Linked DNA regions of Homo sapiens: region 2 is linked to region 1. A link is a contact called in ENCODE Hi-C or POLR2A ChIA-PET data. All regions are on one chromosome and are shown on one strand. The core of a region is the stretch at or near the end of the contact, and the rest is flanking DNA. Distances in the headings are between cores, read along the strand shown.

Region 1 (7,743 bases), core at 680-3,179:
TTAGGAACAATAATTTTGAATGATTAAACAGATATGCTACTGACTAGAATGTGAAATTTGCATGATTTTAAGAGCAAACAGCCGGGCGCAGTGGCTCACGCCTGTAATCCCAGCACTTTGGGAGGCCGAGGTAGGCAGATCACTTGAGGTCAAGAGTTTGAGACCAGCCTGGCCAATATGGTGAAACCCCGTCTCTTCTAAAAATACAAAAATTAGCCTGGCATTGAGAGACAGGACTAGCTGGATTTCCTAGGCCAACTAAGAATCCCTAAGCCTAGCTGGGAAGGTGACCGCATCCATCTTTAAACACGGGGCTTGCAACTTAGCTCACACCTCACCAATCAGGTAGTAAAGCGAGCTCACTAAAATGCTAATTAGGCAAAAACAGGAGGTAAAGAAATAGCCAATCATCTATTGCCTGAAAGCACAGCAGGAGGAATAATGATCGGGATATAAATCCAGGCATTCGAGCCAGCAACGGCTACCCTCTTTGGGTCCCCTCCCTTTGTATGGGAGCTCTGTTTTCACTCTATTAAATCTTGCAACTGCACTCTCTTCTGGTCCATGTTTATTATGGCTCAAGCTGAGCTTTCGCTCACCGTCCACCACTGCTGTTTGCCGCCGTCGCAGACCTGCCACTGACTTCCATCCCTCCAGATCCAGCAGGGTGTCCGCTGTGCTCCTGATCCAGCGAGGTGCCCATTGCCACTCCCGATTGGGCTAGAGGCTTGCCATTGTTCCTGCAGGGCTAAGTGCCTGGGTTCGTCCTAATCGAGCTGAACACTAGTCACTGGGTTCCATGGTTCTCTTCCGTGACCCATGGCTTCTAATAGAGCTATAACACTCACCACATGGCTCAAGATTCCATTCCTTGGAATCTGTGAGGCCAAGAACCCCAGGTCAGAGAACACGAGGCTTGTCACCATCTTGGAAGTGGCCCACCACCATTTTGGAAGTGGCCTGCCACCATCTTGGGGGCTCTGGGAGCAAGGACCCCCGGTAACAGCATGGTGGTGAGTGCCTGTAGTCCCAGCTATTCAGGATGCTGAGGCAGGAGAATCTCTTGAACCCTGGAGGTAGAGGGAGGTTGCAGTGAGCCGAGATCATGCCACTGCACTCTGCAAGACTCTGTCTCAAAAAAAAAAAAAAGATCAAAGTATAAGCACACAGGAACTTCAAAGAAATTTCATGGCTTCTGTGTACTGTTTTGAGCTACTTCTTCAGGACTTCATGGATCAAAGTTCAGCCTCCACCAGTGGGAACATTTAATGAGGAAGGTTGAGAATTACCATGCATTCTATTAATATCCAGAAGGATTGTGGTTAGGACCAAATAACTAATAAGATACCCTAAGTATTAGTTATTAGGAAAGGAACTTTGTTATAAAACTCTGGGCAAGGCCAGGCGCGGTGGCTCACGCCTGTAATCCCAGCACTTTGGGAGATCGAGGTGGGTGGATCACAAGGTCAGGAGTTCAAGACCAGCCTGGCCAATATGGTGAAACCTCGTCTCTACTAAAAATACAAAAAAATTAGCCAGGTGTGGTGGCACATGCCTGTAATCCCAGCTACTTGGGAGGCTGAGGCAGGAGAATTGCTTGAATCCGGGGGGCAGAGGTTGCAGTGAGCCGAGATCGCGCCACTGCACTCCAGCCTGGGTGACAGAGCGAGATTCCGTCTCAAAAAAAAAAAAAAAAAAAAAACTCTGGGCAAAAGGTACCTATGTTCATTTCAGTTGTCATTTCATTCAAACTTTCTATGCCTGTTCTCCACCCTAGCAGCTGATTTATAGACTGACCTTTTACCTGGGCTAGTCCCCAGCTACATTGGCACTGTCACAAGGCAGTGAACTCCGTGAGTAAATGCATGTTCTGATTTGCTTTGCTCTCAAAGGCCAACCTGACCTTCTGCTTGTCTTTCTGACTGGTTGTGACTCATAGACTAGCTGAACACCAGGTCCTTGGGATCCCAAGCTGGGCAGGGTGCTGTGTTTTTTCTTTGCTCACTCAGACTTTCCCAGTGCTGTCTGTTTCAGAACTGGGGTTGATAACAGGGTCGGTAATGGGGAGACCAGGCTCCATTGCTATGGTTACTCTCTCCATGGATACAAATTATCAGGGAACTTCCATCCTCACAGACCTGACTCCTACCTCCTCCAGAGGTCTTTTACCAAGTAAAAACAAGTGGTGAACTCTTCACTCACTTCCTGGAAATTTCTCTTCAATTTCACCCTATTTGTATCAACAAAATCACCTACCTACCAAATAGGAATTTTTACCTTTGAATATAATTGTTCAAATTTAGGTTACAAACTGAATTTTTCTGTGTTGTGTTGTGTGAATATTCATGTACTTGAATTTTTTTTTTTTTTTTTTTTTTTGAGACAGAGTCTGACTCTGTAGCCCAGGCTGGAGTGCAGTGGCATGATCTCAGCTCACTGCAACCTCCACTGCCCAGGTTCAAGCAATTCTCCTGCCTCAGCCTCCCAAGTAGCTGGGATTACAGGCGTGCACCATCACAACTGGCTGATTTTTTGTATTTTTAGTACAGATGAGGTTTCACCGTGTTGGTCAAGCTGGTCTCGAACTCCAGACCTCAGATGATCCACCTGCCTTGACCTCCCAAAGTGCTGGGATTACAGGTGTGAGCCGCCGCACCCAGCCTCATGTACTTGAATTTTTAACCATAAAAGTTATATAAGCCCATCAAGGGAAACAGTGAAAACTGGCAAAAGGGATGTAAAACCCCAGAATTAATGTTTTGGGCTGGATGCAGTGGCTAACGCCTGTAATCCCAGCATTTTGGGAGGCCAAGGTAGGTGGATCACCTGAGCCCAGGAGTTCAAGACCAGCCTGGGCAATATGTCGAAATCCTGTCTCTACTAAAAATACAAAAATTAGCCAGGCACGGTGGCTCACGCCTGTAATCCCAGAACTTTGCGAAGCTGAGGTGGGCAGATCATGAGGTCAGGAGTTCGAGATTAGCTTGACCAACATGGTGAAACCCCATCTCTACTAAAAATACAAAAATTAGCCAGGTGTGGTTGCACATGCCTATAATCCCAGCTACTCAGGAGGCTGAGGCAGGAGAATCACTTGAACCCAGGAGGCGGAGGTTGTAGTGAGCTGACATCACGCCACTGCACTCCAGCCTGGGCGACAGAGTGAGACTCTGTCTCACAAAAAAAACAAAAAAACAAAAAACAACGAAAATTAGCTGGGTGTGGTGGTACATGCCTATAGTCCCAGCTACTCAGGAGGCTGAGATGGGAGGACTGCTTGAGCCAGGGAGGTGGAGGTTGCAGTGAGCTGAGATTGCACTACTGCTCTCTAGCCTGGGCAATAGAGTGAGACCATCTCAAAAAAATTTTTTTTTGGCATACTTTTTCTTAGATATAAACATGTTTTGTATCTATTGATCTTTAAAACATTTGTATTCTGTCATCTGCACACTTTTTTTTTTTTTTTTTTTGAGATGGAGTCTCGTCCTGTCACCTAGGCTAGAGTATGGTGGCGCAATCTCAGCTCACTGCCAGCTCCGCCTCCCGGGTTCACGCCATTCTCCTGCCTCAGCCTCCGAGTAGCTGGGGCCACAGGCGCCCACCACCACGCCCAGCTAATTTTTTGTATTTTTAGTAGAGATGGGGTTTCACCGTGTTAGCCAGGATGGTCTCGATCTCCTGACCTCGTGATCCACCCGCCTCGGCCTCCCAAAGTGCTGGGATTACAGGCATGAGCCACCGTGCCTGGCTTGCACACTTATATTTTAAACTGAGGTTAATTATGGGTGGGTTTCAGGGAGCACCCAAACTCCCTGAAATTGTATGTGAAATTGTATATATGGGCATATGTATTTTTTCTGGGGAGAGGGGAATAATTTCTATCAGATACTCAAAAGAATCTGTGACTCCAAACATTTTTTTTAAATCACAGTAAATTTGCATTATATTTTTTTCTACTGCTCTAGGAAAGCACTTTCCCAGGAGGTTTGGGGGATGCCAGTACATTACTCCAACAATGCCAGGGCTCAGTATTTTAATCTTTCAGTCTGCAATGGATTTCATTGTCCTTATAAAGGGTTAGGTCAGAGTGTCTTGTATAGCATGTAGGCAGTTGAGGGCTTTTGGACAACCATGGAGCATTTTAATTTCCATGATTCTGTTAGATGTATGTGGTGGGAGGAGCCAGAGGGGTCATTGCTCAAGGTGGCTAAATGTGGCACGTGTAGACCATCAGCAATTCCACATCCCACAAGGAAAGTTCTGATCTGTGCTGGAACTAGAGTTCACCCTCAATGTCATACCTAGTGCATGTTTGCAAATATATTATGACATCTACCTCTCCATATAATCTTGCTGCTGTTAGAATCAATAGTTATTGAATGATTTTGATGGAAGATAGACATAATTATCATTTCTCTTTGGCAAACTAGGGAAATGTTGCTCAGAAAAATCTCTGTGGTTTTTTTAAAGCTCCCAGTAACAGAAAATGAGAAACTTGAATTTGGATCCCAGATTCTGTGACTTCAATCCTGAAAGCTTGCCCTTGAATCATAGCTTATAGCCACCTTGGTTTTTATTTTGAGGAGCAGTTTCCATTTGGAAAGATGTTTGAATGGTCAGTGATTTCTATAGGCACTTGGTGGTGTCTAATGATAGCAAATAAATGATTTAGTTTGATCATTATCTCCTCACTTATGAGAGCAAGAAGCAGGTGCATAAGTGAAAAGAAAGAAGGAAGTTTCTTGTTCTGTATTTGTGATAACATAAAAATACTCCTGGAAAACTAACTAGATGATAAAATCTAATATTCTAAAGATTTATCTCTATTCTGAATGTTATGCTTAATATGTCATTATAGGACTCCTCCATTTCTGTGCTGAGAACAATTTCTTCTAGTATTAATGAATTTACCTCTCATCCCTGAAGATAAGTGTCCCATTGGAGAGAGACATGAGCAAGATTTGTGGACTCTAATGAACTTGCAAAAGAGAAATGAGGCAAATATTTTATAATAGAAAGATACTAAGACATCCGATTCTTGAATATGCAGGTAACATTGCTGTATTAACAGATGTTCACCTTTTAAATAAAAATGTTCTTATAACAGACCCAATGAGATTTAAAAACTATCCTTATTATTCAAAGATTTGATTTACGTCAATATAATTGATGAAACTGTTCAGCCGTAGATTTTCAAAATGCTCTACTTTACAAATAGCACATTAAATTGATTTTCTCATTTTTATATATTACAGATTAAATGTTTCTCAAATGCTTTGCAGGATATTGAAGATTTCAGAAGACAGGGACGGTACATGTACCCCACAGTCAGGCTTCCTAATGGGGCCATACATTTTATGGGAGAAACAGTGGGAGTAATTAGTTGCAGGAGGTGGAAAAAGGTATCCAAGAATACCAAGGTAAAAATGCTTGAAAATTTAAAATTAAGTGCAAGTTATTGAATAAAGATGCCATGGCTGCGCGCAGTGGCTCATGCCTGTAATCCCAGCACTTTGGGAGACCAAGGCGGGTGGTTCACGAGGTCAGGAGTTCGAGACCAGCCTGGCTAAAACGGGTGAAATCCTGTCTCTACCAAAAATACAAAAATTAGCTGGATGTGGTAGCGGGTGTCTGTAATTCCAGCTAGTCGGAAGGCTGAGGCAGGAGAATCACTTGAACCCGGGATGCGGAGGTTGCAGTGAGCTGAGATCACGCCACTGCACTCCAGCCTGGGCAGACAGAGCAAGACTCCGTCTCGAAAAAAAATAATAATAAAATAAAGATGCCATGTAGTAATATATTTTTGTAACCAGCATTTGATATTTTATATTCTCTGATATTTTTAATATATGAGGTGCAGTTGCACACACACACATACATGCACATACACATGTATACACACATATTTATTTATTTATTTATTTTTTGAGACAGAGTCTCACTCTGTTGCCAGGCTGAAGTGCAGTGGCGCGATCTTGGCTCACTGCAACCTCCAACTCCCTCGTTCAAGCGATTCTACTGCCTCAGCCTCCCAAGTAGCTGAGATTACAGGCATACGCTACCATGCCCAGCTAATTTTTGTATTTTTAGTAGAGACAGGGTTTCACCATGTTGGCCAGGATGGTCTCGATCTCCTGACCTCGTGATCCACCCACCTCGGCCTCCCAAAGTGCTGGGATTACAGGCGTGAGCCACCAAGCCCGGCCCACACGTATTTATTATACTATTAAAAAGTTAGCTGTTACTTTAAATTAAAAAGGTTATGTTCATGGGAAAAAATTAAAACTATGCAAAAGACAGAAGTAGATAAGGAAAAAAACAAAAGTTCACCTTCTTACTTCTCAATGTTCAATTATACTACCCAGAGGTAAACAGGGTTAAAATTTCCTGCCAGCAATGTTCACTGTCATATGTATATATGTCCTTTAAAAAGCTCTACAAATGTGATCGCAATACTGTTGAGCAACTTGCTATTTTCAGTAAATGATGTCTTGAACTTCATCTTTCTACATCTGTACATATAGATCTCTTTCATTCTTTTTGGTGGCTGTATAATATGCCATTGTAAGAAGGTACCAATACTTACTTAACTAATTCCTTACTGGTGGATATTTTGGTGGTTTCTACTTTCGTTTTGTTTTCCTATTGTAAACCTATGTACAAGGACACACATTACACCATTATTTTTCCACACATGTGCAGGTATAGTGTTGGATGGTTGGGTAACTTCCTAGGAATGTAATCTCTAGGTAAAAGGACATGTGCATTTTTTTTTTTTTTTTTTTTTGAGACAGAGTTTCACTCTTGTTGCCCAGGCTGGAGTACAGCGGCGCAATCTTGGCTCACCACAACCTCCACCTCCCTGGTTCAACTGATTCTCCTGCCTCGCCTCCTGAGTAGCTGGGATTACAGGCATGTGCCACCACACCCAGCTAATTTTGTATTTTTAGTAGAGACAAGATTTCTCCATGTTGGTCAGGCTGGTCTCAAACTCCCGACCTCAGGTGATCCACCTGCCTTGGCCTCCCAAAGTGCTGGGATTACAGGTGTGAGCCACTGTGCCTGGCCCGTGCATTTTCAATTATCTAGTTTTTTAGATAATATGAAAATTTAGAAAATATGTCTTATAGTAAAAAGATCAATCTATATAGAAAGTGAAAAGCAGCTGGGCTCAGTGGCTCACGCCTGTAATCCCAGCACTTTGGGAGGCCGAGGCGGGCGGATCACGAGGTCAGGAGATCGAGACCATCCTGGCTAACACGGTGAAACCCCGTCTCTACTAAAAATACAAAAAATTAGCCGGGCGTGGTGGTGGGCGCCTGTAATCCCAGCTACTCGGGAGGCTGAGGCAGGAGAATGGCATGAACCCAAGAGGCGGAGCTTGCAGTGAGCCGGGATAGCGCCACTGCAGTCCAGCTTGGGCGAAAGAGTGAGACTCCGTCTCAAAAAAAAAAAAAAAAAAAAAAAAGCTTACTTTGTACCTTGATAAGATGTTATATCCCCCTGACCCCATTTCCTTCAACATAAATCAGACCTTTACTTTCCTATCCCTCTTTCTCTGTTTCCTTCCTCTTCCAGATGAGGTCTTTGAAGTCTTTTTCTTCCCTTCCCACTCATCCTCTGCTCTCATCTCCTAGGTTAGGCTGAGGTATTTAGTGATTTCTGTTCTAATCTAGACCATAATATCCTCAGATGAGGCCCATGGGTGATATATTTTTTAGTCCTTCCATAAATGGAAATATC
Region 2 (7,288 bases), core at 5-2,504, 140 kb after region 1:
GGGCCAACTGGACATGGCTTCAGATGGATACCTAAAAATTAGTTTTAAAACTTTCCCATCTTTTAATATTTTATAACCTGTCAGAAAATCAATTATGGACTCTGCCCCCTTTCAACGCTTGGTTTCATAGGAGCTGATGTTTAACCAAAGCAAGGTTCTTTCCTCTCCTTTACAAAAAGCAATGGACAAGTTTAGAGTAAATGATGACTTCAGGGAATTTCTTGGATTTGTAAAGATTTAGAGATGAATTGAATAGCTTTGACCTGCCAAGTCCACAGCTTGGGTTTCTCTCTCTCCTGAGCCATAGCCAGCAAATGGTTTCCCTAAACACTGGGAAAGATCAGGGATCCAGAGGTCAGTATTGTGGGAACCCAGTCATAATTTAAACTTGTCAAATATCTTGATATATTTCTTCAAGCCCAGTGAATCACAAAGGGCCTTTCTCCAAAACCTGTCCTTCCTCTTATGCACACACATGCACATGGAGCACAATCTTTCAGGTTTAAAAAAATTTTTTTTTCATTTTTTAGTTTAGGAGGATTTAAGGGAAGAATAAAGATTAGGAGATATGCCAGAGCGATTTTTATTTTTTCTTTTTCTGTATTTCATAACATTTCTAATATGAACATATATTAATTTTGTAAGAGAAAATAAAGTTAAAAAAAAAAGAACCTAGGTAAAGTCACACTAACATAACACTAAGAATCCATGTTGAAAGAAAGTGGAATTAATTTTAGGTTAACAATAAAAATTTCAACTTCCATAGCATGCATACTCCAATCACTTCTGAATGGCCATATTCATCAAAATGAACTATAGTTTGTCCCATGAAAATAGGTAGAAGCCAGGAACCGTGGTGCACATCTATAGTCCCAGCTACTTAAGAAGCTGAGCCTGGAGGATCCCTCAAGCCCAAGAGTTCAAGGCTGCAGCGAGCCATGATCGTGCCACTGCACTCCAGCCTGGGCAACAAAGTGAAACCCTGTCTCTATTTAAAAAAAAGAAAGAAAGAAAGAAAATAGGTAGATTAAGCATTCATGTTTAAGAAATGGGTAAGGAAGAAAGAGAGAGAGAGAGGAAAGGAAGGAAGACAAGAGGGAGGAGAAAGAGATAAATCCTGGCCAGGATGAAAGGGGAGAAAAGGAAGGGGAGTTGTAGAATGAAAAAGGAAAGTGGATCGAGTCAGATGCTATTGAACTGATAAAGTGTTCAGTTCTGTTGGGGAAATTCCAGCTGGCCTCACACCCATGTTTATTGCAGTAGGTAGCAGCAGCAGTATAATACCTCTCATCCCTGGTAGTACCCATGGCACAACTGCACATTATGCTGTAAATGGAAGCAGAACACTTGCTATCTTTATTGTGCTGACATTTAATGACTAGAAGAGGCCTGGGAGAGAGATACCCACGAGATCCTGCCTTTGGTATGTTGGCCACAACTTCCAGAATGGGGATGCCAGTTACTTGCCTCTCTTTATGCTTTTGAACAAACTAGCCACCAGCTGGGCTTTCCAGATCTCTCAGTGGTTAAAGAGCTGGGGAAGTCTCGGGAAGAAGGTGGTATGTTTAGCCTGGGGCACGGGGAAAGTAACATGGCTGCTGGTAGCAGGCACAGTGGTAGGGGAAGCCCTACGTGGATTACAGTGAAATGGAGTTTACCTAACAAATTAACAAATAATATGTTCAATTTCTGCTTTCGGCCTACCTGTCTGGTTGGTTCTGAGAACTCAAGTTAGTTCTTCCTTATTTCATTCGCCAAATTTGACAAGTCCCTGAAATTCATCACTGGCAACTTAACCCAGTTTGTTTCTTCTACCAAATGCAAGGAACCAAAACATTTTCTTTTCTTATTCCCATTTGGCAATGACATTTTACTTTGGATAGTGGGACATGTCTAAACATCCTCCTACTTATTAGTTACAAAGGTGCCATAATGTAGGCCTCAATTCAAATCCACCTCCCACATGTAGTGGGAACTTGGGCAAATTAATTTACCTCTCACTACCTTAGTTTCCTAACCTCTAAAATGCAGAGGGTAACAACAGTACCTCCTTGTCATGGACGTGTTGCAAGGATTGCCCATGTTCATGAATGTAAAGCATTTTGAACAGTGCCCAGTGTGAGTTTAATGCTCTGTGTTCACTATGATCATTTCAATCATCCACACATATTTTTGAGTCCCTGTTATGTGCCAGGCGCCTTCCTGATCACCAGGAATAGAAAAGTGAGGATGTCTTTGGAGCTTATATTCCAGTGGAGCAATAGAGTCATAACAAAATGAACAACAATAACGGCCACTAATATTTATTGGGATTATAATATGCATAGCCTTACTTGATCTTTCTAATAATCCTAAGAGGTAAGTAAGAGTATTGTTTCATAGGAGAGGAATCCACAGGCTTCAAGGGGTTCGATAACCTGATCACACAACACAGCTGCTAAGTGGCCCAGCCCAGGGCTGGAATGGAACAACATGGTTCCCAAGTTTTCAGTCTTAACTGTGTCTTTCACTTTTATGGAATTGGGCTATTTTCAACTAACAACCGTGGTTCTAGGAAACAACACAGCCACTTTGTCCCTTTATGTTATTCTTAAAGAATCATTGCCCTGTCTCCCACTTTTATGCCAGTCACTGAGTTTTTGGTAGCCATTCACTGAACATGATCAAATTTAACCACCCAGTGTAAAGGATTTTACCTGCTGGTCAGAGGAACAACTCAGCATTTGGAAGAACATTTAATACTGTACGGCGGCGTTGGCCTTCATGCTGAGAGACAAGCGCACATCTCAAGGCCTACCCTGAACCAATCACTGGAGGATGGTTTAATTGGTTAATCATATAAATTACAATCACTTAATCATTTTAAGCACCATCAGCCAATTAGCTCAGAATTATGGGCTCTGAGGTAACAGTCATGCAAATGTTTGTTCCACTGCAGGCTATTAACAGCCATATTTTCTCTATCAAGATGACAGAGACTGATGGGTGGGGGAAGAAAAGGAAAGAGAGCATTTGTTTAGTTTAAACTTCTTTCCTGTTGGGTTATAATGAAGCATTCAGTGGGGAGGAGCGCCATGTGCAGTGATTTCTGTATCCTACTCAATGTGAGTCTCCGAGTGGATTGGAGGGAGGCCCCTGAGCAAAGAACTGCAAGGAATGGCTTCAAAACTGCTGAATCAAGACTGCGCAGGAGTTTAGCCTACTCTTGCTGCCAGGTGCTGGCTTTGTTGACCACCTGGTGTGCTCAGCCATAATACAGATAAATTGAGGACTGGCTGGGCACGGTGGGTCACACTTGTAATCCCAGGAGTTTGGGAGGCCGAGGCTGGCGGATCACTTGAGCCCAGGAATTTAAGACCAGTCTGGGCAACATGGCAAAACCCCATCTCTACAAAAAAAAAAAAAAAAAAAAACACCCAAAAATTAGCTGGCCACGGTGGCACACACCTGTAGTCCTAGCTACTCAGGAGGTTGAGATGGGAGGGTAGATTGAGCCCAGGAGGTCTAGGCTGCAGTGAGCTGTGATTGCACCACTGTACTCTAGCCTGGGCAATAGAGCCAGACCCTGTCTCAAAAAAAAAAAAAAAAAAAAAAAAAAAAAAAGAAAGAAAAAGAAAAGGAAAGAAACTGAGGACCAAAATGAGGACATGACTTTTGTGGCTGCTTTTTCTCCACCAAGCAACAAAGAGTGTCCACTAATCATGCAGGAGAATAGATCAAGTTCAGACAGAGCGTCCCCATCTACGATAACCATTACTATATACTAACAATGAAGAAAATAAAACAGCTCTGGAAAGCAAGGTGAGTCATCGTCAGCCGACCAGAAGCTGTGAACACCTGAACGTTTGCCAGTGTGGGCGTAGAGGAGCTGTTTGTGCTCATCAGTCCCTGGTTTAGGGCCTGGTACATGGTAGCTTCCCAGTAAACTCTTGTGGATGAATTAATGATTAGTGGCCAAATGTGAACGTAAGAAGCAGGGAGATGGAGGAGCACTCATCTGTTTGATGTGGCTGTGCTCTGCCAGCGTGCCTGTGCAAGTGTGTGTAAGACAGCTGGACCCTGCAGTGGAGTCTTTGCCGGCTTCTGGCTCCGGCAGAGCCTAGTGTAACTGCGCTTTCTGTCGGGTGGTCAGTTGAGTAGACTGGGTCATTTGCTAGCCTGCGATTGTAATATTTGCAAGTGCTGTGATGGTAAGGAACATCAGAACTTCAAAGATTACTTTTGTCAGGAATGTGTAGGAAGCAACATGGTTTTGTGGTCCCCAGTCACTTTGTGACTACGGCATTGTGGTCTTCAGACTTCACCTGTCTTGACTGATTAATTAAAGTTGGGGGTGGGACTGCTCCCAGCCTCTCACCATTTCCCAAGTGCACGCGCACGCGCGCGCGCGCACACACACACACACAGAGGTACATGCAACATATTTGTCATAAAACTTCATGCAGTCATTAAATAATACATACTGGACTTTTATGTGCCAGAGATCATGCAAGGGACCAGGAAAACCGCACAGAACACATAGCACTTGCCATGTGATGGCAAAGTATGGTCAAGTGCAGAGAGGAGAGGAAGACTCCTGAAGGCTGACATAATCAAGGAGAACTTCCCAGAGGAGGTGGGGATTGATCTAGGGAGAAATTAGATAGACAAAGAGATGAAAGTAGGGTACTTCATTGCACTTGTCATATTGACCTAGACTTAAAGCTTCAGGGAGAAAGTTTTCCAAATTAGGAGTTTTAATTTCCTTAAGGAAGTAACTGGCCTTGTTTTATCTTGTTTACACATGTCCCGGAGGTGCCTTGCCCGCAGGCAGCAGGAAAGGGTTCCTGGTAACTCCCTGTCTGACCTGAGCCAGAGGCTTGTCTCCCTCTCTGGCCTTGCTTTTTCTTCCTTAAACAGGGAAAAAATGATATTGACCTACCGTTGTGAGGGAAAACTGATACAAAATATGACAACACACTTCAGAGAGTGAGGTGCTCTTAGAAAAAAGAAAAGCCTAACGATAAGTATGCTGAGACACAGAAAACAATGGGTGGGAATAGAAAATTGGACTAAAATCATAGAAAGAGGTTTTAAAGATTTTCTCACTTCAGCATTTACAACACTCTATTATTGACTGTAGATTTTTTTCTTGCACTTGATTAGTCAGAAACCAGGCGAACACTCTCTAAAATCCTTGTACAGGTCAGACACTAGCAGAGTCCATATTCCTAAGGACCGAGCTGTTGAGCCACTCCCATGTTTGATTACTTCCCTTTTAGTTTTCATGCACACTCAGCTTGCACTATGTTTATTTGCCCTTGAAAGTATGAAGTCATTTTGTTTGTCTCTGGGGATTCCTCACACTCCCCACCCCTGTCACTGCCTTTGCCCCAAAATAGGTTCCTAACTTCCTGGGGGACGTGTTTAATGAGGATGTCTTGGCAAGAGAACTCCCTTAAGAGATCTTATAACATCAGAGCTGAGTCTGACTCCAGCCCCGATGAGATGTGGTCAGCTCACATGCCCAGTGGGTTCCAATTCCTCCCACCTTTCATGGTTCAGGATGGAGTTGAAACTCACCCTGGGAGTTCCCTGTACTCTTCTGGCTTGATTTATATAGCATAGAATAGTTTGTGTCTTTGAGTTTCCCCAGAAGTAGACCCAGAGACAAGGGTTCAAATGCAAATGATTTCTTTGGGCAGGGAAGGGAGTATCAGCAGGGGAGAGGGGAAACGGGACAGGGGAGGCAGCCAGTAAAAGGTGCGTGAGTAAGCCAGCTGCCCCAGTGGGCAGCTGGAGCCGAGTCTAGGAAATGGAGTAGGACATAGCCCATAATTAGACCTCCAGAGGTGAGCACACTGGGACATTTAGACACCAACTCCTGTCAGTCATTGGTTGAAGGCATTGAGGAGGGGTTGTTAATTCCGAGGAGAGGTGCTAGCAGCCGGAAGTCATCTGTCTTTTGGGGAGCACCCGGAAATGGTGGGGTCTGAGGGATGTGGATGGGACAGGAAGAGTATCTGTTAGGATTTGCATCATAACATTTATACTTTCTTGCCTAACGGTCCAAGTTCAGGGACATAGTAGCAGACTTATAGCACAATTACAAGCTTATAACATGATCGCAAATTTACACCAGGAGCCAGAGGATGACGAAAACAGCCCTTTGTTTCCCCTTTGGATCATTTATCACAGGAGACTGGGCCCACCCACTCAGACCCTGGAGGGGAGGCTTGTTTGTTGGTTTCATTCCTCTTGCTGATGATTGTGTCCACTTGGCCATATGTCCCGGTCTCAGCCAATGAAACCTGAGAGAAAGTTGAGGGTGGACGTGCGGGGAGTCTGGAAAACAGTGTTCTTGCTCGTAAGAGAGATACCTGGATGAGAGCATCTCTCTTTTTTGCTAGACGTCTTACAGTCGGGTTCTGATGCCTGGAACTTCTGCACCCACTTTGCCATCATGTGGGGTAATCACATCCAGAGGGCAGGATAATAGAAAGATGGAAAACAGGAAACCCTTGGGTCTTTGTGAGCCTCTGAGTTACAACCCTGGAGGCACCCGCCTTTGGACTTCTTGTTCTTTTAGTTCAAGACACTTTTGGTTGGGTTTCTTTCAGTTTAAGACACTTATATTCCTTGTGCCCAAAAGCATCCTAAATGATACAATGTCAGGTAACCGCGTGACTAGTGAGGAGAACCCCTACCATATATGAAAGCAAGTGAGTGTGGGACTGCATGGATAGAGTGAGTCAGGCTGGACGCCTGCTCCCAGCTTGTGTGTAGCTGTTTCAGTCAGCTTGGACTGCCACAGCATAATATCACAGACTGGGTGGCTTAAACAACGGTAACTTATTTTCCTATAGTTCTGGAGGCTGGAAGTCCATGCTCAGCATGTCAGCAGGGCAGGTTTCTGGTCAGGCCTCTCTTCCTGGATTTCAGAGGGCCACCTTCTCCCTGTGTCCTCACATGTCCTTTCCTCTGTGCCTGTACTCCTGCACAAAGCACTTCTGCATGACAGTGTGACGGTTGTCTTGACAAAAAGTACTGGTGTGATTGATGAAATTGGAGATAACAGTAATGGATATAATTTTTTAATATCCTATAATAAAATGTTGAAAGTATATTTTCCACATGACCAATGTATGATGTTTCAAAATTGTGTGTGGGTAAGTGATCTCATCAAAGTGAAAGAGATACCAATACATTGTAATGTAACAGAGTATGAAAAGTTCATTGATAATGGTTTTAGATTCCACATTGCAACTAACATTTAAGAAAGTGCTACTTGTCAAGTTTTGGTGTAATA

What was found. A loop is a pair of places that touch in the nucleus more often than their neighbours do. ChIA-PET counts read pairs that join two places held with the same protein, here RNA polymerase II (POLR2A). Pooled maps may share reads with other maps.
Region 2: a loop to region 1 is called in a pooled map, with 2.0 times the contacts of the local background. The contact joins two enhancer-like sites. A Hi-C loop is called at or near these places in 1 of 168 maps with a recorded cell type or tissue (PC-9) and 2 of 50 pooled maps. POLR2A ChIA-PET finds 5 or more read pairs at or near these places in 1 of 52 experiments (BJ).

The regions. Positions count from the first base shown.
Region 1 is chr7:27,275,867-27,283,609 of GRCh38, forward strand. No RefSeq gene overlaps it. Among named protein-coding and RNA genes, the nearest start is that of EVX1-AS, 33 kb to the left of the region's middle. Within about 2 kb of position 1,930, at least 5 of the 41 ENCODE cell types and tissues checked have a DNase peak (open chromatin) inside an H3K27ac peak, as active enhancers do.
Region 2 is chr7:27,419,642-27,426,929 of GRCh38, forward strand. No RefSeq gene overlaps it. Among named protein-coding and RNA genes, the nearest start is that of EVX1-AS, 180 kb to the left of the region's middle. Within about 2 kb of position 1,255, at least 2 of the 41 ENCODE cell types and tissues checked have a DNase peak (open chromatin) inside an H3K27ac peak, as active enhancers do.